7 separate regions of the Homo sapiens genome follow, and all the other regions are linked to region 5. The links are chromatin loops, found by intact Hi-C in ENCODE. Cell type or tissue: heart right ventricle. All regions are shown on one strand.

Evidence for each region. Peaks named below come from ENCODE experiments on the same cell type or tissue, not always from the same donor. Only the 100,000 strongest peaks of a DNase experiment are listed, where the experiment ranks them.
Region 1: a loop joins it to region 5, with 5 times the contacts of the local background. A loop is called at or near these places in 65 of 110 quality-filtered maps.
Region 2: it touches region 5 in a loop (3.0-fold over the local background); 4 of 110 quality-filtered maps call a loop at or near these places.
Region 3: it touches region 5 in a loop (4-fold over the local background); 66 of 110 quality-filtered maps call a loop at or near these places.
Region 4: it touches region 5 in a loop (4-fold over the local background); 40 of 110 quality-filtered maps call a loop at or near these places.
Region 6: a loop joins it to region 5, with 6 times the contacts of the local background. A loop is called at or near these places in 67 of 110 quality-filtered maps.
Region 7: it touches region 5 in a loop (3-fold over the local background); 26 of 110 quality-filtered maps call a loop at or near these places.

The regions. Positions count from the first base shown.
Region 1 is chr1:227,218,396-227,222,395 of GRCh38, reverse strand. All of the region lies in intron 2 of CDC42BPA (CDC42 binding protein kinase alpha), which reads left to right. Among named protein-coding and RNA genes, the nearest start is that of CDC42BPA, 98 kb to the left of the region's middle. In heart right ventricle, a CTCF peak has its summit at 2,274; no DNase peak of the experiment used is centred here; H3K27ac peaks cover 1,196 bases.
Region 2 is chr1:227,052,985-227,056,984 of GRCh38, reverse strand. All of the region lies in intron 21 of CDC42BPA (CDC42 binding protein kinase alpha), which reads left to right. Among named protein-coding and RNA genes, the nearest start is that of COQ8A, 110 kb to the right of the region's middle. In heart right ventricle, no CTCF peak of the experiment used is centred here; no DNase peak of the experiment used is centred here.
Region 3 is chr1:227,243,884-227,247,883 of GRCh38, reverse strand. The region is part of intron 2 of CDC42BPA (CDC42 binding protein kinase alpha); the gene reads left to right. Among named protein-coding and RNA genes, the nearest start is that of CDC42BPA, 73 kb to the left of the region's middle. In heart right ventricle, a CTCF peak has its summit at 1,683; a DNase peak (open chromatin) is centred at 1,789; H3K4me3 peaks cover 407 bases; H3K27ac peaks cover 2,438 bases.
Region 4 is chr1:226,632,243-226,636,242 of GRCh38, reverse strand. It overlaps ITPKB (inositol-trisphosphate 3-kinase B), which reads left to right. Exons shown (of 8, transcript NM_002221.4): 8 at 1,357-4,000. The coding sequence ends at 1,572. Among named protein-coding and RNA genes, the nearest start is that of ITPKB-IT1, 41 kb to the left of the region's middle. RefSeq lists enhancers at 296-1,079, 3,186-3,335. In heart right ventricle, CTCF peaks have their summits at 1,746 and 1,945 (motif pointing left); a DNase peak (open chromatin) is centred at 1,942; H3K27ac peaks cover 1,978 bases.
Region 5 is chr1:227,435,940-227,439,939 of GRCh38, reverse strand. No RefSeq gene overlaps it. Among named protein-coding and RNA genes, the nearest start is that of LINC01641, 44 kb to the right of the region's middle. In heart right ventricle, a CTCF peak has its summit at 2,045 (motif pointing right); no DNase peak of the experiment used is centred here; H3K4me3 peaks cover 557 bases; H3K27ac peaks cover 3,332 bases.
Region 6 is chr1:227,233,000-227,236,999 of GRCh38, reverse strand. All of the region lies in intron 2 of CDC42BPA (CDC42 binding protein kinase alpha), which reads left to right. It also overlaps the pseudogene LOC100418874. Among named protein-coding and RNA genes, the nearest start is that of CDC42BPA, 83 kb to the left of the region's middle. In heart right ventricle, CTCF peaks have their summits at 1,693 and 1,893 (motif pointing left); no DNase peak of the experiment used is centred here.
Region 7 is chr1:227,355,176-227,359,175 of GRCh38, reverse strand. No RefSeq gene overlaps it. Among named protein-coding and RNA genes, the nearest start is that of LINC01641, 36 kb to the left of the region's middle. RefSeq lists enhancers at 1,837-2,520, 2,521-3,206. In heart right ventricle, no CTCF peak of the experiment used is centred here; a DNase peak (open chromatin) is centred at 1,625; H3K27ac peaks cover 2,210 bases.

The DNA of each region.
Region 1 (4,000 bases), 220 kb after region 5:
ACACGAGTAGCTGGGACTACAGGTGCCTGCCTAATTTTTTTGTATTTTCAGTAGAGATGGGGTTTCATCAAGTTGGCCAGGCTGGTCTCAAACTCCTAACTTTAAGTGATCCGCCTTCCTTGGCCTCCCAAAGTGCTGGGATTACAGGCATGAGCCACCGTGCCCAGCTATTTTTTTAAAGACAAGGTCTCATTCTGTCACCCAGGCTGGAGTGCAGTGGTGCAATCACAGCTCACTGCAGTCTTGACCAAGCTCCCATCTCAGCCTCCCAAGTAGCTGGGATCACAGGCATGCACCACTATCCCTGACTAATTAATTTTTTTTTTTTTTTTTTTTTTTTTTTGGTAGAGATAGGGTCTTCCTATGTTGCTCTGGCTGGTCTCAAACTCCTGGGCTCAAGTAATCTTCCCTCTGCAGCCTCCCAAAGTGCTGAGATTATAAGCATGAGCCACCATGGCTGGCAATAATTTCTTTGTAGCCAGTTTTTATACCAAAAGGCTGAGGGAAAACTAGAGTAATATTTTTAGGTTTTATGGCTGGCTTTGAGGAAAGGGAGTTCTAGTTTCTGTGACCTAGAGAAGAGGGATTCTAGTTTCTATGGCTTACCTTGGGGGAGAATGGGACTGAGAGACAGAGCAGGAGAAGGTCAAAGAAAAACTTCTGTGTCTAATGCAGCTGAGTCCTTCATTTTGGAGTATTGTTTTCTGAGCCCAACAAACTTTTTATTCAGCTTTGTGTTCTCAGCAGTTAGCATAATGTATAGCATATAGTAATGTGGTAAAAAAAAAAAAAAGCCTATTATTTTTCTGTTGAAATAATGAGGTCTTGAACTAGGCCAGGGGTAGTGGGAAGGGAGGGTGGGTGGGAGAAACATTCAAAAAAGTCAACTTTGGATGTTAGTGATAAGTTAAAGGTATGTAATTTATAGATGATGAGATTTGCAACTTGAGTGAGTTTGGTATACAGATTGTTGACTTCTTAAATTTAAGACATTTGCTGAACATGCTAGAGAGATGACCAGTAGGCAACTACAAATAAGGGTATAGATAGTAAGAGATAGGGATTTAGGAGTTGCCAGCATATTGGTATTAACTGAGGCTTTGGAATAGATAATATAAGTCAGGAAGGAGAGGAGATGTAAAAAAGGTGGAGTAGAGATCCTTGGGGAACAATATTTAACAGGTTACAGCAAAAGAAAGATTAGAGAAGTATATTAATTGTCAGCAGTGTCCAGTAATGAAGAAAGGGTAAAGCAGATGAGAATTGAGAACAATTTATTTGGAAATTAGACAGTTGTTATTGAACTTTGAGAGAATAGTTTCAGTCTAGTAGAGTGAAATAGAAATTAGATTGAAATAGGTGTTTGAAAGAGGTTGAGAAGCAAACAAATGATGAGCAAGTGGAAAAAGCAAGCATGTACTACTCTTTCAAAATGTGCTTTTTGGAGAAATGTGTTGTGGAAAGGGATGTGGTATCAGTTCCTTGAGGAAAAGGTAAAATGGGGGTGACGTTTTTGTTCATATTTTTGTTCTTGGATGGGGAATGGTCTTGGAAAAGTTTTTCAATTGATATCCAGGAGAAAGGGGGATTGAAAGCAGGAAAGAAATTTTTAATGGAATAAGGACAGGAAGGGAAGGAAGGAGAGGGTTTGGGATCAAGATGTCAAATGATACTGTTAGCCCTGAAAAGTGGTAGGGTTCAAAAGGAAAAGAGGTATGAAGCGCAAAAACATTTAGAGTTGGCATGAGGGAATGTAAAAGGTCTGTTATCTATAAAGTAGGCAACCAGGTCATTAATTGCTGGTGAAGAGTAGATAGGACAGGAATGGGATAGTTTGTGGTGGCAGGGTGGCACAGGACATTTTGGAAGATTAGTAAAGTTCTGTTGAGAGTGATAGAATTAATGTTAGGACTGCAGGTAGATTTGAGGGTTCAGCTGAGATTGAGCTATGGAAATAAAAAGCAATAATAAAAAGACAAAGTATATATATATTCTTATATATATTATTCCTTACATAATATATATTTCCTTATATATAACCTTATTTTATATATATCCATATATGTATGTGTGTGTGTGTGTGTATATATATATATATATATATATATATATAACATGACTTTTTTTCATTAAAGAGACTGAAGAAAAAAAGGGATTTGAAAAATTACTTGTAGTTGCTCATTAGGATATGTAAGGCAGTTACTTAAGGACAGCCAAATTTGCTCTACTGTCCTGATACTTGGAAGAATTAAAGAATGGGGTACAGGGCTGGGGAGTTGGTGGCAGCAGAGAGCAGTCCAGCAGTCTGTCAAGTCCTGCCTGGTCACAGGTCAGTGCCATTTAAACCTCCAGGATCAAGTCAGAGCACTTGACGCATGACTGATAATATTTGAGATTTAGTGTGAGGTGTCTTTTTAAATTTTTTTTTGGTGTGTTCTTGCTGTATGTGTGTACTGATTAAAATATGTAAAATAAAAGCAACAGGTTGCTGGTAATTAACTCTGTTATTTCAAGACAGAATTGATTTTGTATAGAAAGGTAGTATTGGCTGGATTATGAGCTTTACTGCTTATTCATTCCTGATGAAAATATCTCTGCTGGGCTTACATACCCTGTAGTGTTTATGAACTAGTAGGTTTAGAAATGAAGAGACCCTAGAGAGATAATCATTTCCTCCAAGATGTTTTGTCTTCTACCAGGAATTTGTCAATAGATATATAGGCCCAGTGGGTAGGCTCACCTCTGCATGAATATTTGATAGGAGCATTTCTATCAGTTATGCTCTTTCTTAAAAAAAAACATGAAAATAAACGCATCATTTATGTAACTCTTATAAGAAATGCATAAATCATGGGAAACAGTGAGCAAGATATAATTGAAATTCAGCAGCTCAGTGAGTTACGAACCTTCTCTCTACAACTCAATTGTGTTAGTTACTGCTTAACTTAACGCTGGGTTTTCCTTTTTGCTTTCAGGAAAACCTTTAACTTACGCCCTGGGTGTTGCCTGTCAACAGTTTCCTGGTGGCTCACCGCTTCTGCCTGCTCCAGCCTTGCTCCGGCAGCTTCAAGGCTTCTGGGCTTCAGAGCTTGTTGTGAAAGCTTGCTGCTTTGGCCTGCTACCCCTGCTTCAGGTGTCAAAAGCTTTTAATTAGCTTGCTTCCTCTAATTACTATAACTAGGCCCTTACGTGTCTGCATAATCCAGTTCTAGGGTCTGAAAGGAGAATTACCTTTAGCCATTCATTCTTCTTTAAAAGATCTTTTACTTTGGCCCTCCTGGCATTCATGGGAGAGTAAGAAGTTATATTGCATGATTCACCTTTGATGGTGCTAGTCTTCAGTCTGTAGGGGCAAACTGGTGTGGGCATACTGTATTTTATAGCCAGTGTTTGTTCTGATTGGTTGATGCCCATGCTGTCCCAATTTTAAAGTATTTTGACTATTGCTACTGAATATATAAATTGTGTCTCCATAGAAAGGATATCTCTAGCTGGTTTAATAAACTCTTTGTAGTGTTTTTAGTTTGCTTATTAAAGATAATATTTAGTTCCCTCCCCCATTTTTAATAAATATTTTGAACACAAATTGGTCGCTCACAGAACAGTTTTTAAAAATGCAGATACAGTGATTTCTATACATTTTGTAATGATCACCATTAACATGTGTCAATAGGTATCAGAATTATAGGTATGATGAATGGGAAGAGCTCTTCAGTACTTATATAACTATTCAGTACTTGGAGTAGTAAAGTATACTAGCTCTCTTATCAGACAGCCAGGTACATATTCTGGTTCTATTACTTATTAATTTTGTCACTATGAGTAAGTTAATTAACTTCTCCAAACATTAGTTTACTAATTTAAGTGGGGATTGTAGAATCTGCTTTAGATTGGTGTAAGGATTAAATGAGGGGTAATATATGTAATATGCTTAGCCCAGTGCTAGGCACAGAATAAGCTTTTTATAAATAAGAGTTATTTTTTGTTATTATTATTAATC
Region 2 (4,000 bases), 380 kb after region 5:
AAGGGAAACAAGGTGCATTATGTATAACTAGTAAGCTTACCCTTACTGGTCACAACCTTTAGTCATTTGTTAGGATTTGTTCTAGCGCAATAAAATGTATTTACTGTTTTCCAAATGATATAGTACTTCTGTAATACTGTTTTTGTATCATAAGTTCAATTAACAGAAATAAATATATCACTAAAAGATTTGAGTTTATACTTGTTCTCAATACAAAATATTAAATTACCTTCTACTTTGTTTTCAAAATACTTCTAGCTAGAGGATAAAGAAAATTGATAGAAACTGGATTTTGGCCAGGCATGGTAGCTCACGCCTGTAATCCCAGCACTTTGGGAGGCCAAGGCGGGAGAATCGCTTGAGCCCAGGGTTTGAGACCATCCTGGGCAACATAGGGAGACCCTGCCTCTACAAAAAAATTTTTTAAAAATTAGCCAGGCATAGTGGCACATGCCTGTGTTCACAGCTACTCTAGAGGCTGAGGTAGGAGGATCAGTTCGGCTCAAGAATTCAAGGCTGTAGTGACCCGTGATTGTGCCACTGCCCTACATCCCAGGGCAAGAGAGAAAGACCTTGTCTCAAAAAAAAAAAAGAAAAGAAAAGAAAAGAAACTGGGACTTTTTAACTTACAGTTTATGTTTACCAATAACAAACAACTTGTTAGATGCAAGCTAGTTTTTAGTAGGTTGACCATATATAATCCATATCACATCTTGGTGTTTTTTACTTTGAAGCAAGGTTTCTTATGAGAGGGGTTGTTACTTGTGCAAATCTGTAATTATTTAGGCAGTAGAAAAGGCCTGTTGATACATATTCAAGATGAGTGGTTTTAGTTATTTTTATTATTTATAGGAAAACCATGCTGTCCATAATTTGAGGAATTCTTGATAAGTGGGTCATCTAAAAACCAGTTCTGTGATCCTGGGCGGCGGGGGGACCTTTTTAAATGTACTACTGTAAAAATACATTTGAGGATCTTTTAGTAGAAAAATCCTAACAGCTTCAGGGACCATTATGAACATTTTGCATTAAAATGTTTTGCAGTATGGACAGTACCACTAATATTCAGCTTTTCCTCTTTTTTTTTTTAACAGAGCATTAAGTAAAATGATACTGAAATATAGTAGATGTTTCTAATGACTGTTCGTCAGAGTAACACCTTAAAGTATGTTTACTTAGGAAAAGAAAATTAGCTAACAAAAAAAAATTGCATTTACTTAAAGATATTTCTTATATTGAATTTATAATATCTCTGCTACTTATGTATGTTTATTAGCTTTTGCTGCATTATTATACTTAATGCTATAGTATTTTAGCACATAAAAAATGACAAAAAGAATATTTTAACTTCCATGGCTAAAATATTAATAATGATTATGTTTGTTTTTAAGGTTTTAAAATACTTTGTAATAAAATAACTAATGGTATTAATCAGTTGCTTTGCTGCTATACTATATCAGAGTCATTGCCAATTCATAATTAAACTGAATCATAGGCTGTCTTTAAATGCCAGCATGTATTCATTGAATATTCTGAAAGTTTAATAGAATTAATTGCTTTTTAGTGGATAGAATAAGCCATTAATTATAAATGCATTGGTAGGCATTTAATTGTGGTTAAAATTAGTAACTTCCTGAAAATTCCAGTCTGGTTGGCGATAATTAAAACTTGAATAAAGAAAATAAGTGATTTGTGGTGTAACACTTTTGAGATATTGTTTACACTGGCGGTAACCGAGAAATGAAATACTTAAATCTATTAATGTTATTAGCATTAGTTTCATTTAAAAGGCCTGGACATTTTTTTTTATATTTGAAATGGTTTTTGCCCTGAGTTTATTCACCTTTACCAAGCTTTGTCCTTTGTCTTTAAAAGAAACACACTTTGAAAGTAAAGTGGTAATTTTTAAATTTTAATTATTATATTCATAGGTTTTTAAAATTAAAGATATGACTATCACTATAAATGGCATAGTTCAACTTTTTAATATGCCTAATACCATCTCAAAATATTTCAGTATTTTCACTTATTTTTAATATTTTTTATAGGAAAAATTACTTGATTTTGTTTAAACTCTGAAATTGATTTTTATTTAAGAGTATATAGTTCTAAAAAGCTAGTATGGTAAATTTCATTATTCTACTTTATTACAATTAAATATTTTCATTTAAATTAAATATTTTCTATTTCTGAATAACCACCTTTTACCTCATTCAGCAAAGAAAATCACTTTTAAATTTGTCCATATCCATATTCTCTTTCATTTTTATTGTTGGAGAAAAACTAGTTAGGAGAATAAGACTTGACAGAGGAGCCAAGAGGTGTGTGTTAAAAGCCTCAAGAAAAGAGTTACTAATTTGTGTAGTTGCAAATTAAATTGATAGTGTATTTTTCCTTTCTCCAATATCCCACTGTCATAATACCACATTTTCATAGGATCAGCAAACATGCTGGTAAATGTTTTAACAACCAGCTCTGGGACTAGAGAAAGCCCTGCTTTTTAGGTTCACTGATTTCATGATATAACCTTCCATTAGTCCATATACTGACAAAATGGCTTAAGGCAGTATTTTCTAATTTTAATGCGAGAAAGTAGAAGACAGTATGCCCAACTTCTGTCAGCATGTGTTTAAACAGCTCAAAGAGCAGACCTGCTGTAAAATTTCAACCAGTGCTATTGCAAACAGCAAATACTTGGCCTTTCCCATTTTTAAAGAGTTTTTGAAATAATCAAACCCAGATAATACAAAGCCGTTATATCAGCTATTCACATATACACAGCATTACCTTTCACACAGGAACTTCGCATTTTGTGTCTTTCTGTCAAGCTGTGGGGCTAAATAAAGCCTTTTGCAACAGGTCAGAAACTTTACAATTTTCTTAAGATGGCTCAGTTTCTTACACATAGAAAGTCCCCTACTTAGATACCTTAAAACTTCTTGAGATGACATTTCAGTCAGTTTTAAGTTCTTACTGGTATAAAATGTATCAATTCTGCTTTGCTTCTCAGTTCCATTTTAACTAAAGCCCCTCTCCATGGACACCTAATTCTTGCAATGTGTATAATCTTATGAAAACTAGGAGGAGGAGATTTTTAGAAACTAAAAGACATTTCTGCCATATTCCCAACTCAGAGTCATATTTCATATTTATAATCTAAACTGATTACTTTCTCCATGGCTGTCCCTGAATAAAATTGTAAACTGGGCCAAAATGTGTCTTGAGTCCCATTTTCTTCTACTTTTTCTTTTCCTGGTCAAAATTTACTATCAGGAAAGGAAATAATATAACTTAGCCTCCTTGATTATTAAATTACTTTGAGTAAATTACTCTGCTGTGGAGATGCCTCTGGTAGGACAAAAATAGTGCTGAATTTGGACTTGAGTTGGGATACAGGCCTGGCTCTCCAACTTCACAAGGCATACTAGTTTCATGAAATCAGCCACATCACATGTACAGAGCTGATATTCAGCTGGTAAGCTTTAGTTCAGTGGCCCAGTTTTTTAAATATTGAGTATCCTAGCAGTTGGTAAGTGGTTGCTGCTCCAAGACCCCTAATGCCTTCACCCTTCTTCTCCCTACTCCTCCCAAATCCAGTAGCTGAAAGTTTATGGCCTGGTGGTGGCTTTGTGGTTACCAGAATACCTTTCCATGCCCACCACCCAGGAAGGCCGTAGGTGGGCACCAATGGAGGGCACGATAGTGTTTCCCAGCCTGCTAGCCTATTCTTCCCATACACTTGCCAGATGTTTTAAATTCTCCACATTGAACAGAAGTTGACTGTTTTTAACATATGCAACATATCATACATTGCTGATAGTATTCTACATTAATTATCAATAGGAAAATATCCCCAACTTGAGAAAACAATTTGTGCCCTTAGAGATTGAAGCCACATGCCCAGAGTTCTGTTGAGCTAAAAACAAATCTATGAAGTTAATTTCTAGGGGAACCTTCTTTTCCAAGTGTTTCTACTCTCAATTATTTATCATTCATTCAA
Region 3 (4,000 bases), 190 kb after region 5:
TTGAGATGGAGTCACACTCTGTCACCCAGGTTGGAGTGCAGTGGTGTGATCTCGGCTCACTGCAGCCTCCATCTCACAGGTTCAAGCGATTCTCCTGCTTCAGCCTCCTGAGTAGCTGGGACTACAGGTGCATACCACGCCTGGCTAATTTTTGTATTTTTAATAGAGATGGGGTTTTACAGTGTTGGCCAGGCTGGTCTCGAACTCCTGACGTCAGATGATCCGCCTGCCTTGGCCTCCCAAAGTGTTGGGATTACAGGCATGAGCCACTACGCCTGGCCCCGTTTTTAATTATTTTAATCTGTGAAATTTATCTTATAGAATCCCAAATTCCTTCTCTGTGTTATCTTGAATTTCTTTGAGTTTCCTCAAAGTAGCTATTGTTTTTTAAGATGGACTGTCACTCTGTCACCCAGGCTAGAGTGCAGTGGCACGATCTCAGCTCACTGCAACCTCCGCCTCCTAAGTTCAAGCCATTCTCTTGCCTCAACCTTCTGAGTAGCTGGGATTACAGGCGTGCACCATCATGCCTGGCTAATTTTTGTATTTTTTTAAAAATAGAGATAGGGTTTCACCATGTTGGCCAGGCTGGTCTTTGACCTCAAGTGATCTGCCTGCTTGGCCTCCCAAAGTGCTGGGATTACAGGCATGAGCCACTGCACCTGGCCAAAATAGCTTTTTTTTGAGACAAAGTCTCGCTCTGTTGCCCAGGCTAGAGTGCAGTGACACGATCTTGGCTCACTGCAACCTCTGCCTCCCAGGTTCTGTGATTCTTCCATGTCAGCCTGCTGAGTAGCTGGGATTACAGGCACCCACCACCACCCCTGGCTAATTTTTATATTTTTAGTAGAGATGGGGTTTCACCATGTTGGCCAGGCTGGTCTCGAGCTCCTGACCTCAAGTAATCCACCCACCTCGGCCTCCCATGGTGCTGGGATTACAGGTGTGAGCCACCGTGCTTGGCCCAAAATAGCTATTTTGAATTCTGTGTCTGAAATGTCATGTGTCTCTGTTTCTCTAGGATTGATCCCCAGTGCCTTATTTAGTTCATTTGGTGAGGTCAGGTTTTTTGGATAGTGTTGATGCTTTTAGATGTTTTCGGTGTCTGGACATTGAAGAGTTAGGTATTTATTGTAGACTTTGCAGTCTGGGCTTGTTTGTACCTGTCTTTCTTGGGAAAGCATTCCAGGTATTTGAAGGGACTTGGGTTCAAAGGCCAATAACACAGTGGTTTTTGCAGTCTTATATAGGTATTGTCTTGGTGGTCTTGGATAAGATCCAAAAGTTTTCTCTGGATTACCAGGCAAAAACTCTTATTCTTTTACTTTACTTTCTTCCAAACATATTGGGTCTTTCTTTCTGTATCGAGCCACCTGGAACTCTGGGGATTTGGTGATACAAGCACCCCTGTGGCCACCATCACTGGGACTGTGCTGGGTCAGACCTGAAGCCAGCACAGCACTGGGCCTTGCCCAAGGCCCTTCCCTTCAGGGTGGTGAGTTTCCCCAGGCCCCGGGTGTGTCCAGAGATGCTGTCTGGTAGCCTGCGATTCTAGTTAAAAACCTTAGCAATCTACCTGATGTTTTATTTTTACTACGTCTGTGCTGGCATTCAAACCACAATACAAAAAGTTCTTCCCGCTCTTCTCTCCCCTTTCCACATGCAGAGGAGGAGCGTCTCTCTGTGGCCAGCACCATGACTGTTCCATGAGCAGTTCTGCCAGGCCACACCACCAGTGTTCACTTAAAGCCCAAGAGCTCTTTCATCAGCTTGTGGTGAGTGCTGCCAGGCCTCGGACTCACCCTTCAGGCAGTGGGCCCCCCTCTGGCCCAGAGCCGGTCCAGAAATGGTGTCCAAGAGGCTGGACTTGGGGATCTGAAAAGCCTGCCTTTTGTTCTGTCCCACTGTGATACCTGAAAGCAAGACAAAGTTCCCTTTACTTTTCCCTCTGCTTTTCTCAGACAGAAGGAGTCTTTCACAGTGGCCACCACAACTGGGAATGTGCTGGGTCTCCTTTGAAGCAAGTAGTCTCAGACCTCAAGGCCCACAGCATACTCCCTGGGTATTGCTGGTGCCCAGTGGCAATTCATTGCCCAAGAACTCTTTAGTCAGCAGGTGATGAGTCCTGCCAGGACTGGATCCTTCTCTTCAAGGCAGCCGGTTCCCTTTTGGCCCAGAGTGTGTCTAGAAATATCATTGGGGAGCTAGGGCCTGGAATGGGGGCCTCATGGCTCTGCCTGGTGCTCTGTTCTAGTGTGGCTGAGCTAGTATCCAAGATGCAAGACAATGTCGGGGCTGGGCATGGTGGCTTACGCCTGTAATCTCAGCACTTTGGGAGGCCAAGGTGGGCAGATCACCTGAGGTCAGGAGTTTGAGACCAGCCTGGCCAACATGGTGAAACCCTGTCTCTACTACAAATACAAAAATTAGCTGGGTGAGGTGGCACGTGCCTGTGGTCCCAGCTACTCGGGAGGCTGAGACAGGAGAATTGCTTGAACTTGGGAGGCAGAGGTTGGCAGTGAGCTGAGATGGCACCACTGTACTCCAGCCCAGGCGACAAAGTGAGACTCCGTCTCAAAAAAAAAAAAAAAAAAAAAAAGATGCAAGACAAAGTCCTCTTTACTCTTTGCTCTTCTGTTCTTAAGCAGAAGGAAGGAGTCAGTCTGGTTCCTGTGAGCTGCACTGCCTGGGTTGGGGGATGGACAGCTGATGCCTCCCTAGGTCATGAGCAACCCTAGTTCACTGGCTCTAAGCACTAGGAGTTGCCTAGGAATTGGAGTCCTTGTTAGAACCCAACTTGACTGCCATTCAGGTTTACCTAGGACCCCAGAGCACTTCAGCCTGCAGTGGTGATGCTTGCTGGGAAACTCGTTCTGACTTGCTGGGATGGGTGACTCCCCTTTGGCTAGAGCTAGTCAAATGCCCCTCCAAGCATGGCCACTGGCTGAGCCCAGCAGGGCTTCATTCTCTGCTGTGACAGGGCAGCACTGAGTCTCTGCGCTTTCCCTCCCTGAAGTATATTCTCTCTCTCTACCTCATGGCCATTGCCAGGGAATAGGAAATAGGGGTGGCATCCATGATTCAAGACTGTCTCTCCTGTCTTCCTCAATGCCTTTTTTTCAAGATATGAAGTTAAAACCAGGTACTGTGATTGCTTACCTGAGTTTTGGTTCTTGTGAGAGTGCTTTTCTCTTTGCAGATAGTTTTTAAAATTTGCTGTTCCAGCATGGTGTGGGAGAGCTTGAATGGTGTAGGCTTCTATTCTGCTACCTTGCTTCACCCCTGGCCATAGCCAGATTTTTACATTTGTATGAGTTTGTATAAACCATCAAGCAGATCAAGATATAGTACATTTCTAGCATTCTGATAGGCTCCCATTGCCCCCCCCCACCATGTGAATAATCACTTCCTTGTTAACTATTCTGACTTCTATCACCATAGATTTTTTTTGCTTGTTTTTGAGTTTTATGTTAATGGAATTATGTAATATATACTCTGGTTTCTGGCTTCTTGTGCTCAACAGTACACTTTTGTAATTCATTCTTGTTTTTCACTGGTTCACAGTATTTTTCTTAATATGAATATGTCACAAGTTATTTATTAATGGTGTTCAAGTTGTTTATGGTTTTTGGCCATTATGAATAATGCTGTTAGAAACATTTTTGTGCATATCTTTTGGGAGCTATGAGCACTTATTTGTGTTTGATACAAATTTAGAATTGCTGGGTCACAGGGTAGGCTTATTTAGCTTTAGCAGATAATGCCAAATAACTTCCCAAGTGGTTAATGATTTATATTCCCGTCAACAGTGTATAAAGGTCCCAGTTGCTTTATAACCTCGCTAACATGGGTCTTTTTTTTTTTTTACTTTAGTTTTTTTTTGGTGAGTGAGTGGCCGTATTGTGTTATTTCATTTCGCATTTCTTGATAGCGCCTACATTTGAACACATTTTCATATCACCTCACATCACTTAGATATCCTTTCCATGAAGTACACATT
Region 4 (4,000 bases), 800 kb after region 5:
GAGCCCCCTTTGCCCCAGCTGCCTCTCTGGACGATGGGGGTGCTGCCTGGCTGCCTGACCCCAGGGGCCAAGCCTGGGAGAACTTAAGGCCACAGAGCTCTGTCTCAAAGCCGTTCCCACCCTTCTTCAACACTTCTGCTTTTATTTCTTGGAAAAGCATTTTGTTCTACACTTTTTGGGGTCTCCCTTAAGGTCTAGAAAGAGGCCAAATCAGCTTGGGTCTGTTGTTTTCCACCTGCGAAGAGGAAGCCCCTTTTTTGGGCTCAGCCTCGCCAGGGGCCCCACCTGCCCTGCACTGCTGGAAGCTGGAATGTCACCTGAGCCCTTTCTGTGCCCCCGGCCTTCCTCTGGCCCCACTGAGGTGATGCAGGGGTATGTGTGGCCATATTTGGGAAAGCGCCTCGCTCCCATGCAGAGGCTCTGAGCTCACCCAGGAGGGGCAGGCTCTTTGGTGCCCACTATCCCTGGGCCAGGCTGGGAAGGCCCTATAGGGTCTGCCCACGCTGAATCTGCAGGGGTTGTGCTGCTGGGGTGGGGGTGCTGTGTGCATTTGAAACAGGTTCTTCACCACCCCCGCCCCGGGATAGTTTGGACGCTCCTGGGCACCTTCCCCTTCACTGTGGTTCCCTGCAGAGTGTTTGGGAGGAGTCAGGTTCTAGGAGGCGGAAGGGCGAGGCCCCAGATTGGGTTGTGGTCTAGAAAGAGTGGAAAGTTTGCCCAGGTGCAGTGTGATTCATGCCCGTAATCTCAGCACTTTCCGAGGCCAAGGCAGGAGAATGGCTTGAGCTTAGGAGTTTGGGACCAGCCTGGGTAACATAGTGAAACCCTGTCTCTACAAAAATAAAAAACAAAAAGTTAGCCGGGCATCGTGGTGCATGCCTGTAGTCCCAACTACTCGGGAGGCTGTGGTGGGAGGATCGCTTGAGCCTAGGAGATCAAGGCTACAGTAAGCTGAGGTTGCACCACTGCACTCCAGCTGGGGCGACAGAGTAAGACCCTGTCTGGAAGGAAGGAAGGAAGGGAAGAAAGGAAGGAAAAGAAGGAAGGCAGGAAGGAAGGAAAGAAAGAGGGAGGGAAGGAGTGGAAAGTGTGCAGGCCAGAGTCAGGGGGTGAAGGGGTGCCTGCTGCTGCCCACACAGAAGGGTGGTCGCCGACCCTGGAACCCGATGCCCTCTGCCCAGGCATGGCCATTCTTGGGCCGGCTCTGCTGCCTGTCTGAAAATGGGGATTGGAATTGCAGGCACCCAACTGTCCGGCCTGAGCGAGCCTCCCCACCTGGTCACCCAGGCCCCGGGCCGCAGTGGGGAGGGCGAGGCCCGGGCTTCAGCTCACCCTTCACCCCCATGTTCTCCTCAGGTCATTGGCAGCTCCCTCCTCTTCATCCACGACAAGAAGGAACAGGCCAAAGTGTGGATGATCGACTTTGGGAAAACCACGCCCCTGCCTGAGGGCCAGACCCTGCAGCATGACGTCCCCTGGCAGGAGGGGAACCGGGAGGATGGCTACCTCTCGGGGCTCAATAACCTCGTCGACATCCTGACCGAGATGTCCCAGGATGCCCCACTCGCCTGAGCTGCCCACGCCCTCCCTGGCCCCCGCCTGGGCCTCCTTTCCTCCTCCTGTGCTTCCTTTCTCGTTCCTAACTTTTCCTTCACTTACACCTGACTGACCCTCCTGAACTGCACTACAAGACACTTTGTAGAAGAGGAGATGAGAGTTTCTAGTCATTTTCCTAACTTCAGGGCTTGGAGGTGGTGTTTGCACTGCTTTTTGTAGAGAGGGTCACCTACTAGAAGAGAAATGCCCAGTCTTAGAGGTGGGTCAGGTGTAGAGCTGGAGGGGGTCCCTGGCTGCTGAGGGGACCCTACCAGATGAGCCCTGCCTCTGGGAGCCCCCTAGGAAGCACCAGCCTGGACCTACCACCTGCGGAGGCCTGCTGCCCCCTGGCGGCCAGTGCTGTTAGAGTGCTGCCAAGCACAGCCTTATTTCTGCCGGGGCCTCCCCACCGGAGAGCCCAGGGGGCCGGCCGGGTTCCTGGTCCCTGGCTGGGAGCAGGGCTTTCTGGTAGTTGGGGCACAAAACCATCGGGGAACCACATGTTGACTGTGAGCAAAGTGTCTTCCGATTAGCAGCCTCAGGGATGCCCTGGTGGCCTCTCCAGGGCTGCTCAGGCAAGGCCCCCCACCCATCTGGTATGGAAACCTGCCGGCTCCAGGCCAGACCCAGGAGCCAAGAGAAGGCTGAAGCCAGCTTGGCTGTGTTCTCTGATCTAGGCCTTCCCAGAGGAGGCGAGCAGAAGCTGTGCCACTTGGAATTGCAACCCATGAGTTCAGAAGGCACACTCTGCCATGCTGAGCTCCAAGGGTGCTACCAGGGGAAGATGGGATCTATAGAGTCTCTGGGCCCTGGCCCCAGGGAGGAGCACATTTTTCTTGACCCTCACCTACCTGGTGCTAGTTGGTCAACCCTGCCTGCATACATGGGCTCCTGTCATGGGGCCCAGAGTCCCTTGCAGATATAGAAATAGGGGAGGAGCTCAGGTCTGCGCCAGGCAGGAAGAAGGCAGGCTTCTGGCTTCCAGAGGTGCCGCGGTGGCCTCCTGGCATCATTTGTTATTGCCTCTGAAACAAGCCTTACTGCCTGGAGGGCTTAGATTCCTGCTTCTCCAATGTAGTGTGGGTATCTTGTAGGGTATGTGGTGGATGCCAGGGCGTGCTCCAGGCACCTCTTCCTGAAGTCTCTGCATTTGGAGATTCGTGGAGAACCTATTTAAGCCCAATTTTAACTGAAAGCCAGTGAGTCTGATATGGAAGGGAATGTAAAATTTGCCTGACTTCTTAAGAACAAAACCCCCAGCTCTGTGCCCCATGCTCCTTGGGGCTTGCCACCCACTCCTTTGCTGTCAGAGGTACAGGAGCTGGGAGAGTCCAGGAGCTAGGGACACAGAGGGAGACTATGGACCAAGGTGTGTGTGTCTGGAGGAACCACTGCCCACCCCACCACCCCGGGGTCTCTGGGGAACTGTCAACCTGCCCACGGGACATGTACATTTCCCCTTTTGTGCTGGAAGTGTGAGTGACACTTGCTGGGGGTGGAGGGTGGGACACATGAGGATGTATAAGTACAGATTTTAAAAAAGGAAATCAACTTACACTTCCTGGCTCTTGTTTAAAACAGTGGTGAGCTCCTGTGTGGGCCGACTTGCTAAAGGTCACACACGCGCCCGGTGGAGCACGAGAGACCTCGTGGCAGCATGTGATCTGGAAGGCAGGCAGGACGGGGGCGTTGGGGAGCCAAAGTCAACTCTGGGCCTCTGGAGCTATAGTGACTTTTGGGCTAGAAGGGACCCTGGTGGTCTGTGCTTCAGCCATTTGCAGGGCAGGGGCATCATTAATTCAGACGTAAAGATTCTATGAATATGGACTGGCCAAAAGTTATCCTTACTCCATCTGTGAAAGAAGTTTGCTAAAGCAAATCATGATATGAACAAAAATTACAGGGGACCTGTTTAAGAGAACAAAATGTTCCAAGCACTTTAGGCAGACACCAGCTGTTTGCAAACAATGTGCTAATATGCAAATGATGTGCTTATTAAAGGAGGCCCATGGGGCCTCTTATTGGCAATACTTGGCTGTGGGTTACATTAAATATGTGAACATAGTATGAAGTAGCATCATTTTAGGGTTATTCTGTTACTTAGGGTTTTTGTTTTCTGTTTTTTTTTTCTCTTTTTTTGTATTTACCGTGCTAGTTCTCTTCTACACCTACTCTGTCTCTCAAGCCATTTTGCCACTCGCTTCCCTGCCATCTGGCCCTTCCCTTTGTCTCAGTGGGATAGATGGATTGTGAAATGGAATCTCCCAGAACCCCTGCCCTGGCAGCCTGGAAGACCGTGCCTGCCCAGCCCTCGTCACCACAGGGACTCCTTGGGTCCTGGCAGTGCATGTGCCAGCAGGCAGGACAAACTCTGTGTACCTGTGCCCAGGTGAATGGGCGCAGG
Region 5 (4,000 bases):
ATCACCCAGAGAACTTGTTAAAATGCAAATTTGTGGAACCCACCCCCAGAGTTTCTGATTCAGTAATAATGGGATGAGGCCTGAGGCTTTGCATTTCTTTTTTCTTTTCTTTTTTTTTTTTTTTTGAGATGGAGTTTCACTCTTGTTGCCCAGGCTGGAGTGTAGTGGCACGATTTCGGCTCACTGCAACCCCTGCCTTCCAGGTTCAAGCAATTCTCCTCCCTCAGCTCCCAAGTAGCTGGGATTACAAGCTGTGCCAGCACGCCCAGCTAATTTTTGTATTTTTAGTAGAGACAGGGTTTCACCATGTTGGTCAGGCTGGTCTCGAACTCCTGACCTTAGGTGATGCATGCACCTTGGCCTCCCAAAGTGCTGGGATTACAGGTGTGAGCCACCGCACCTGGCTCAGGCTTTGCATGTCTAACAAGCTCCCAGGGGACGCTGATGCTGCTGATTGGGAACAACAGTTTAAGAACCACTGATTTAGGAGACAGGACTGGTGGTTGTATCTTACCTGTGGGCTGGGGTGAAAATAAAGGTCAAGAGGGGAACAGATGTGGTGTTTTGTACAGTTCTGTGAGTTGTTTTTTTTTTTGTTAGTTTGTTTTTCGAAGAGAAGTTTGCTGTCTGTCACCCAGGCTGGAGTGCAGTGGCTTGATCATAACTCACTGCAGCCTAGAATTCCTGGGCTCAAGGGATCCTCCTGCCTCAGCTGCCTCAGTAGCGACTGGTCTCAAACCCTTGGGCTCAAGCAATCCTCCCACCTCAGCCTCCCAAAGTGCTGAAAGTACAGGCACCAGCCACTGTGCCTGGCCCAGTTTTGTGTTTTTACATATGCTTATAACTTAGCAGTACACGATTTCCATTACTCCGTGCTCCAGTAGTTGTGGGAAAGAGAGGCACTGTTTGGGAAGGGGCACATCAGTGTGTATCCCAACCCAGAAGCTATATTCTCTGCTCTTATAGTGACCCTGTCCACGCCCTGGTTGGAAATCAACTTGAAATTTGCATCTCTAGATTTTTTTTAAGTGTACTAATACGTGTCTCAAAATTTCACAGCACAACTGGTGTTCGAAGCCATGTTTTGGGGTGTCCTAATTCTGCCTACCCATCTCACTCTCTGTTCCCATGGCAGCTGTGCCCTACCAACTGATTGAGTGTCTGGTTGTCACCTGTCCATGTCACCCTCCCAGCCCATACGGGACCACTCTGTGGGGGCTCTGCAGCAAGCCTCGATGCACTGTGGACCAGCTGGCTGTGTCCCAGGAGTTCTTGGGGACCTGGCTGTCTCCTGATGTGATTTAAAGTTTGAGTTATTGGTGACATTAATGCAACTGCTCAGGAAGTAGAAAATCCCCAATATATATGTCCTGTGCCCTTTTAGAGAAAAGGAAGAGCTTAGGGGTGGGGAGGAGAATTCTTTGTTTTCATTGCCTACTACATTTCCCTAAATGATCCCCACTTCTAACATTTAGCCCTGGGAGGAAAATTCCCAAATAAGTTGTAATAGGAATCTGAAATCTTAGCCAGCAGGAGCAGAGGGAAAAATGTTGGTAATCCGCTATCTTTTTTATCACGTAACAGTCAAACTTTATTTTTGCTATGAGACTTTATTTTTAGGGTGGTGAATAGTCTCTGTAGAGGGTGATGGCTTCATTTTTATCCTCTCTGTAAGACGGTAATGCATTCTGCACAAACTATACTGCGTTAATATTTCTGCCATTAGTAACTTCTCATATATGAGAAAGTTAAACAATATCTATCTTAAAATAATGTTTTGTCTTATGTTGTACACTTTGAGAGTGTTTTAGAAAAATCCCTCTGTCCTCCCTAATGTTACATAATTTTTTTCTGCGTAAATTAGACTTTATTACTTTTTCCCTGCCAGAAATCTTAATCTGGGGGCATTTTTTATGAATGATGGAGAAAATTTGGTGCCTTATCTGGAGAGATAGAGAGATATAACTATTGGCCATAGGAAAAAAAATTTAACGGTAGTCAGTGTTCCTTGGAGTAGGTTTCATTTGTGTTTTAATACACTTCGCCATTAGATGGTAGCACAGTAATAGACATAACGATTTAGGGGTAGAGGCACGGTCTCGTCCCCCATTTTAAATAAGATCAGAAAGGTCTAAGTTGGTTTAATAGAACCATCAGATGGTCTTCGTCAACCCCAACACCGTAGATTTGGGTCTAGGACCTTAGTCCTAAGACTGTGGCAAGTCAGATTGGGGGTGAATGTTATAAACAGGAGCATTGGTTTCAGGTTGCCCTGTTACCTCCAGATCTGGGATAATTATCATTTAAGCCTAAGAATGCTTGGATGGGTTGGGGGTGTTGTTCTGAGACTCCTTAGCACAGCTTTTGGCCTCTCTTTTTCTCCCCTCCCCCCTCCCCTCCCCTCCTCTTTCTCTTTCTTTCTTTCTCTTTTTCTTTCTTTCTTTCTTTCTTTCTTTCTTTCTTTCTTTCTCTCTCTCTTTCTTTCTTTCTTTCCTTTCTTTTCTTTCTTTTCTTTCTTCTCTTTCTTTCTTCCTTTCTTTTCTTTCTTTTCTTTCTTTTCTTTCTTCTCTTTCTTTCTTCCTTTCTTTTCTTTCTTTTCTTTCTCCTCCTTCTCTCGCTCTCTGTTTCCTTCTTTCAACAGAGTCTTGCTCTGTCACTCAGGCTGGAGTGCAGTGGTGTGATCACAGCTTACTGCAGCCTCAAACTCCTGGGCTCAAGCGATCCTCCCACCTCAGCCTTGGAGTAGCTGGGACAATGGGCACACATCCTCACACCTGGCTAAGTTTTCGAAATTTGGATGTCGAAATATATAATTTATTATTACCTCATGACAGAGCTATTGTTTATCCAACATTCAAATTAAATACATTTCTTTGAATTAGTATTGAATTTTCTCTTCCTTGTGTCTATACTTTCCTAAATTGATGTTTAAAAAACACACAAGGGCAGTGTTTGGCAACTTCTCTCCCACATCATTTGTGACCTGGGAAAGGGAAAAATGGCTCTTCTCCAGTCTGTTGGTTTCAAGGGTCAGCTGCCCTTTGACATCAATGTCTTCCTGTCTTCTGCAGTGTCATAAGGTATCATTAACAGGAATTCCGTGTCCCAAGGGGACAAAAGAAAACCAGGTCAAGGGAACTTGCATGGAAGCTTAAACGTTTTTAAGAATGGCAAATTTGGCTCCATTTTTAACATAATTGAAAGACTCTCTAACAGTATTAGAAAGCTAATGGGGCTATACATGGCTGATAGAAATAGAAAAGAATCCAATTCGACCTAGTTTCCATAAAGATAATGAGTCCAAGAAGAAAACAAATCTGGAGAAATAAAGAAAACAGAGCGGATTTGATTTACAAACATTTTCCTGTTTTTGGAGTTAAGGTGATGGAGTCTCAGTGGGGCTCCACGGGTCCTAGACTTGCCAGGGCAGTTCATTCCACCTCTGTGGGAGCCTGCATCCGTGCCCCCAGCACAGTTAATGCTCCTTTAGGAACTTGGCACTGCCAATCCCTCATTCATTGGGCCATTGCTACAGGGTGTTTCACTGTTAACTCACAGCCTTCTCCCTCTTCCCCTACCCTCTCCGGGGACCATCATAACTGTCACAGTCAGAAACCAGCCCTCCACATCCCGAGTCTGGGGCTCTCACCAATCCTCCTAGTCTGGGTACATCCCCACTACTGCAGGGAGAGTTGCCAGCCAGATGAGCAAGGACCTAGACTGCCTATTGGGGGCAGCCCTGCCTCAGTGGGCCACTCTCTAGCCACCCAGCCAGTGTCCCCATTCTGAGGAACACAGACCCACTCATCTCCTTCACCTGTTAGAAAATTACTTTTACTGGCCGGTCACGGTGGCTCACGCCTATAATCCCAGCACTTTGGGAGGCCAAGGTGGGTGGATCTCCTGAGGTCAGGAGTTCGCGACCAGCCTGGCCAATATAGTGAAACCCCGTCTCTACTAAAAATAGAAAAATTAGCTGGGCGTGGTGGCGGGCACCTGT
Region 6 (4,000 bases), 200 kb after region 5:
ACAATTACAGCTCACTGTAGCCTCGACCTCTTGAGCTCAGTTGATCCTCATACCTCAGCTTCCTGAGTAGCTGGTACCACAGGCATGTGTCACCACAACTGGCTAACTTTTGTATTTTTTGTAGAGGTGGAGTTTTGCCATGTTGCCCAGGCTCGTCTCACACCTCGGTCTCCCAAAGTGCTGGGATTACAGGCATGAGCCACTGTGCCCGGCCTTATATGATATGCCTCTGTCACAAAAGTCGGGATCATGGTTAACTCCATTGGAAAGGTGGGGGTTGTGATCGGGTAGGGCTGTAGGGGCAGGGTTCTGTGTTATTGCATGTTCTATTTCTTGATCTGAGTTTTAGTTATATATTGTTCACTTTATCATTGTATAAACATAATTTGTTTTGTAGTTGTATGTAGGTATGTTATGATCAATTATAAATGGTATAAGATAATTTAAAAAGGTTTAATAATTATGGAACATATGTCTTACAAATTATTTTTAAAATATATACACTAACACTTGATAGATGGAACTTGTATGAGGAAATACAAAAACTTTGAATAGTTTAAGATTAGCACTTTTAATATTCCTATATCATAAATTGATAAGCAGATAAAAAATCAAGACATAGAGGTATTTGTTTTTTTTGAAGGGAGAAACTTTTAATGGCACAGTTATTCCAATTCCACGTTAAGATGATTGGTAAAGTAGTGATTTTTAAAAACAGCAAAAGCTGGTTTCTCCCAAATTAGTTTCCCCAAGGGATTAGAGGTCAGTCTGTCATTCAGTCAAATCTATATCCAGTAGGGACCACCCAGTTTTGTTTTAGGCTAGTCTGTTGGGATATATAGTCTGCAACTAGCAGAGTTGCAGCTCTAACAAGTGTTAGAAATGTTCATTCACAGAATCACCTGAGGTACATAGAAAATAAAGCTTCTATTAAAAGAATTATGCTACAGAAAAGAACAGAGAGGATATATATACAACACAGGAAGACTCAGCTGATTCAGGGACCCCAGGAGAAAGTGGCTTTCTTCATTTAAAAAGCTACTTACCATCTCTCCTGTTAACTTATTCCAAATCTAGAAAGAAAGTACTTGCCAAGAGATACTGATTATATATGGGAATTTAAATCCTCCTTGTTAGGAATTCCACTAGCAATTCTTTTGGAAAACCTGAAATCAAACCATTTAGGTTCTCACAGAGTTTTACTCTCTGGAGATGCTCTGGTTGGGAGGTTGGTTGGAGTAGGAGTTGGAGCAGCAAGCATTGCGTAGAATGCTAGTCTGTGTGAAAGTCCTTATTAGGAAATTAAAAGGGTTCACTTTGCCTTGTCAGCGGTGAAAATCAGCCCTCAAGGAGGCTGAGAGGTAGCCAGGTTTGGAGTTATTTCCTTTGTTAGGGAACTCTATCTAACCCCCAAAACATAATTCAAATAGTATACACAAAAGTTTGGTTTAGTCCAGTTCTTCAGGCCCTGAAGCACATTAGCCATTGTCTAAACTCTTGAATTATATCTGAACTAAAAGAATAAAAGGACTTCTCACCCATCCCCACTTGCTATATTCAACTTGCCATATTTAAAAAAATACTCAACTCGCCATATTTAAGAAAAAACTTTTGCAGGACTGGCTGGACAGACTACATACTAAAACTTTTTCTAGTACTGATCAGTGTGTGAGATTTCTAACCAGGATTTCTGATTTGATTCCATAGTGGCCTTTTTCTGAGAGAATTCGAAGAAGGCATTGTCACCCTAGTCAGTTTTCTAGGAATTGACAGTCAGCCAGTAGGGGGTGGCAGTCTTCATTCTCCCAGACCAGGCTGCAGATGGTGTAGGTTCTCCTCATTTCTTTGGTGTCATGTTGGACCCTTCAGACTTTGATTGCTGGAAATCAGCATACACAGAGAAGGCTCCATCTGCTGGACCATTCTTGTAAATATCAGCCATGATCTCTACACTTGAAGGTTTACTGTAAAACAGAGGTGTCCAATCTTTTGGCTTCCTTGGGCCACATTGGAAAAAGAATTGTCTTGGGCCACAGATAAAATACACTAACACTAACGATAGCTAATGAGCTAAAAAAAAAAAAAAATCACAAAATCTCATACTGTTTTAAGAAAGTTTACGTATTTGTGTTGGGTCATATTCAAAGCCGTTCTGGGCCACATGCGGCCTGTGGGCCACGGGTTGGGCAAGCCTGCTGTGATAACCATTGCTGTAGTGCTTGTCATCTTTGTAGGAAGGCGTGTAGTGAGGCTTACAAATTTTGAACTTGGGAATGTCTGTCTGCCTCCGTCACATGGGAGCTGAGAGCCATATTGAAATGGTGCTCACGTGGTGGATAGAATAGGGTCTTCAGGCTACGTGGGAGTCATAGAGGCTACCTGAGAGAGAACAGGCTTTTCTTGGTTCAGAAATTCTAGGTTTGAGAAGGAAAGCCTACATACAGCCATCTCCACACTGCACAATAGATGAGCAGTTTTCAGCAGACATCTCCACATTGGTGTTCTTATTGGTCTAAATGTACACCTGGTCAGAAATGGTTTTCATGGCCCCAGATGTTCAGGAAGAGCTACATGAACTCTGTTGATGATGTCTTTTTAATTGTTAGACATTTTGGCCACTGTTCCTGGATCAGCATTTTTTGGGCAGACCCATTTTCTTAACAAACTGTACTCTCTGAGGCAGCTTGGATCTATCCAGGAAAGTTTCCACTAGTTAATTTGCATAGCTCATGTTGGCATTATGGAGACTCAACAGTTTATCTGCAGGGTGTGAAATTGGGGTATTAGTCAGCACCGTAAGGCAGAAAAGGTGGCCAGACCCACTCTTTGGGCTCTGGATCCTGGATTTACTGAAACCGCAGATACCCTGAGCCTGAAGATGCCATGTCCAGTCCTAATACCTGGTTCCTGGAACCCACCTCCACCACTGTTGCCACTTGAACAACATAAAAAAATATTTTAAGGACATGTTATCTTGCTGAACCTAAAAGATAAATAGAGAATTCTACATGCTGCAGAGACTACACATTCTTTTCTAGCTTATTTATGTATTTATTTATTTAAAATTGAGACAGAGTCTCGTCCTGTCACCCAGGCAGGAGTGCAGCAGTGTGATCTCGGCTAACTGCAACTTCCACCTCCTAGGTTCAAGTGATTCTCCTGCCTCAGCCTCCTGAGTAGCTGGGATTACAGGGGTCCGCCACCACGCCTGGCTAATTTTTGTATTTTTAGTAGAGATGGGGTTTCACCATGTTGACCAGGCTGATCTCAAACTCCTGACCTCAGGTGATCTGCCCACCTCAGCCTCCAAAATTCTGTGATTACAGGCGTGAGCCACCGTGCCTGGCCCAAAATGGCTCTTTGAAAGGGTTAATAGGATATTTAAAAATTGTTGGGGTCTTGGGAGGAAAATCACATGATTATTTCAATAAAGGAAAAACATAACTTTGATAGGTATATGTTACAAGAACTCAGAAAATAGGAATAAAGGGGAATATCCTTAACTTGATAAAGGATTTATGCCAATAACCTAAAGCAAACCTTTTATGGAGAAACTTTAGATGCATTCTGTCTAAGATCAGGAACAGGACAAAGATGGTTAACACTATTACAGCTTTATATGTTACTGGAGGTCCTAGATAGTCCATTAAGAAAAGAAATAGAGGCCGGGCGTGGTGGCTCATGCCTGTAATCCTAGCACTTTGGGAGGCCAAGGTGGGCGGATCACAAGGTCAGGAGATTGAGACCATCCTGGCCAACGTGGTGAAATTCTGTAACATCTCTACTAAAATAAAAATAAAAATAAAAAAATAGCGGTTCTAAGATGGCCGAATAGGAACAGCTCCAGTCTGCAGCTCCCAGCGTGAGTGACGCAGAAGACAGGTGATTTCTGCATTTCCAACTGAGCACATGGCACACCAGGACATCATATCCCGCACCTGGCTCGGAGGGTCCCACGCCCATGGAGCCTCGCTCACTGCTAGCACAGCAGTCTGAGATC
Region 7 (4,000 bases), 81 kb after region 5:
AACTAACCCTGTGTACCAGCCGACCAATTAACCATTTGGTATTAATTACATTGGATCCTTTCTACACTGGAAGGGGCAGTAGTTAATCTCGATAAAAATGGATACATATGGATGTAGGTTTGCTTTTCCTACCCACAGTGTGTCAGCCAGCACCACCTTCTGAATAATTACAGTTTTTATCCAGAAATATGGAATGCCGTGTGACATTCTATTAATTCAAGGAGCCCACTTTACAGCAAAGGAGAGTAAAAGTAGACACGTGGTGGGGAGATCAACTGGTTCTACCACCCAGACCCTGCCAGCCTGCTGAGGGGATAAAATGGTCTTTGTAAGGGAGCCACAGAAGCTTACGCTTGGAGATGCCAACCTAAGAAGTTGGGGCATCATTTTCCAGATTGCAGGACATGTCCTAAATCAGCTACCACTCTATGGTGTTGCATCCCCATTGGGAAGAATACTTGGGTCTAGGAAACAGGGTGAAAATAGAAGTGGCTGTGCTTATCATCACTGTCAGTGACTATTAGGAATGTGTGATTTCTGTCCTTGCAGCTTTGTACTCTGTGGGTTTACAGGTTTTATATTCTAAAGGAAAACACACTAGGGGACACAGCAGTAGTCCCATTAACTTAATTTTTTTTTGAGACAAAGTTTCCCTCTTTTGCCCAGGATGGAGTGCAGTGGTACAATCTGGGCTCACTGCAACCTCTACCTCCCAAGTTCAAGCGATTCTCCTGCCTCAGCCTCCCAGGTAGCTGGGATTACAGGTGCGCACCACCATGCCCAGCTAATTTTTTGTGTTTTTAGTTGAGATGGGGTTTCACCAAGTTGGCCAGGCTGGTCTCGAGCTCCTAACCTCAAGTGATCTGCCTGCCTCGGCCTCCCAAAGTGCTGAGATAACAAGCGTGACCCACTGCGCCCGGCCAGTCCCATTAAATTTTATAGCTACTGCCTAATTACTTTAGGTTTCTTGTTATAAGAGACAAGAAAAAAGGAGTCACCATTCTGGGAATGTGTCATATTGGGGATTCAGCAGGGGTCATTGACTCTGATCACTAAGAGGAAGTAAAACTGCTGATATACAATAGTGCCAGGAAAGGTATATAATATTTGGCACCCGGGACATCTCCAGGAGAATCTCCTTGTACTCCCTTTACCAATTTTGATGGCAAATTGCCAAGTGCCATGGTTGCAGCCTGAGAAGGACGTGACAACCAGGGTCTCAGACCCATCAAAGATGAGGGTCTAGGTCACCCCAGCAGCTAAGCCACCGAAACCAACAGAGATGATAGCCAAGGGTGAAGGGACTCTAGAACGGGTAGAAGAGTGAGATAATCAGCTGGCCTCTCAGGATCCATTGCTGTAGTGACAGAGCTGTGGTTTTTCCTGCCAATCCTCTCCTTAAATTTCCCAGAAAAAGAACCAGTCAGAATCTTGGAGGAACTATTTGCAAAGACTAATTTACAAAAAAAAAAAAAAATCCAAGCAGCGGAAAAGGGTGGACTGTAGTTAATACTATGCACTGCCCAGAACTTCCCTGCAGGACTGAGATACCATTTCCCCAGCTGTCGGAAGTGTTGGCCGAAGGGCTTTCAGCTGAGTCACTCTCCAGGAAATGTTCTCAGTCCCTCGCCCAAGGACATTCCCTGCCTGGGGTCAGTCTCCAGCCACTGACTGAGGGAGGCAGTATAAAGGCCCATCCCCCTTTGCACCAAGGTGGGACAAGATGGGCTATCCAGAGCTCCCCTCTGACTGCAGCCTGGCTTTGTTCCAGCTGCTCCCCAGTTCAGCTCTTCCCTCTTTTCAATCCTATCTCCTTCCATGCCCATTAGTGCTGACTCATAAGACACACCCCAGTAAACCTCCAGCAGGCAAATCTGTCTCAGAGTCTGTCTCAGGGGACCTGACCTAAGAAAACGTTATCAATTTACTGTAATTTATAAGTTAAATAATGTAAGACACAACATAAGGAAAGAGTCATCTGATAATTCACAAAGGAAATTGCAGAGGAACTGGATGAATAGTGCTATTAGATAATAAGAGTGTTGTTGGGTTAATCTTTACAGATAGAGGAAGATTCCCTGTTGAGACTGTGTCCAGAGGCGAATCAGAATGACGGATAAATGAAATAGAAGGTTTGGGCAAAGAGAATAATATCAGGCAATGTTCTGTGAGAGGCAACTTATCAGACACATCTTGTACGGCATCTTCCATCCGCTCAGCTCACCTTTTTACTCTAGCCATTGATGTGGCTGGTGTCAGTGGGGACAGGTGGGGCTAGCTTACAGCAGTATCCTAATCACTAAGAACTTCACCAGCAATGAAGTGCAGGTGAGGCCGGCAGCAGCTTACCTCAGCTGTATCACATTTTTCTCCACTGATCTCACTTCCTGCCCTATTGGCTGGCTATAGGAACTGTTCAGCCACTGTCACACAGTGGCTGTGCAAACCTGGCAGGGAGTTTCATTTCCTGGGGCAACGCTTGACCAGTGGGAGATGGTCACAATTTACATGACCATAGAGCGTTCCCAGAGGGATGGAGCCCCAGTTGCACATGATAATGGCCAGCTTAATAGCAGGCCCTTGGATTGCTTTCTCTCCTGTTTTACTCTTCTACTCCCTCATTCCTATTCTTCTGGATCACTTCCCAAAATAAATTACTTGCATACAAACCCTTATCATGGAATCTTTTTTTTTTTTTTTTGAGATGGAGTCCTGCTCTGTCGCCCAGGCTGGAGTGCAGTGGCACAATCTCAGCTCACTGCAACCTCCACCTCCTGGGTTCAAGTGATTCTTTTGCCTCAGCCTCCCGAGTAGCTGGGATTACAGGCACACACCACCATGCCTGGCTAATTTTTGTGTATTTTTAGTAAAGACAGGGTTTCGCCCTGTTGGCCAGGCTGGTCTCGAACACCTGACCTCAGGTGATCCACCCGCCTCGGCCTCCCAAAGTGCTAGGATTACAGGTGTGAGCCACCGCACCCAGCCATGGAATCTACTTGTTAAGGAAACTCAGGCTAAGACAGTTGTACCGAAGTGACCCTAAAAAGGAAACTTTCAGGGTCCTTTAACAGTCCTTATCACAGATAAGAACCCGTGACTGGTGTTAAGTGGTTAATTACTACCGGTTTACAGCAGCATCCTAATCCCTAAGAATTCACCCAGTGATGGACGAAGGTGAGACGCCGGTGAATGCTGAAGCGTTGTATTATGTCATAGTAATGGTCCTTGAACAGCCTGGTAACAATGTGTATTATATGAATGTGGAGTTGGCTGGGTCTTGTTAACAGAATTAGAAACCTTGAAAAAGAAAATGATAGGCTCAGGTTAGTCAACTATCAACTCAAGGCATGCTGTCTTAAGACATGCCTTCATGGAGGCATTTTAAAGGGCTCTTGTCTTCTGTAACTGGGGCCCAGGACAGCAGTGCTACAACGGATAATGATTGCACAACTTTGATGGGTCTCCCAGGGTTACACTCTGGGACATAGAAAGGGGGCATTGGAGTGGATGAACCAGAGAATCTTGAGGCCCCGGGCCCTCCTGAACTGTCGAGGTTAGCAGAAGTAGCTCACTATCTCACACTGGCGGAGAGGAGCCTCTCCTCTCCAAAAGACCCTTCAAAAACCTCGCCTGAGGCTGTTGCCTCACAAAATGGTGAGTGTCCTTTTTAGGACCCATGCCTGGCTCCCTTCATTGCCTCAAGAGCTGGCTAATATGAACCGGCAGGAAATGAGAAGGTGTACAGACAGGTGGATCTTGAGGGAGGTGGGCTAGAGAGGGTAGCATCTAAGGCTGGGTAGGTGAGAGTTCATTGATATAAGAGCATCCTCCTACGATGAGGAGTTTCACATACTAGCAAGGACATCTGAGCCAGTCCCAGGATGTGCTGGGATTGCTCCCTAAAAATTGAACATGATGGTGACCTGCAGTAAGGCCAGAGGTACTCCAGCTGTCTTGCGGAGTTCTGAGGAAGAGGTTAGAAAGCTTGGGGAGATGGAAA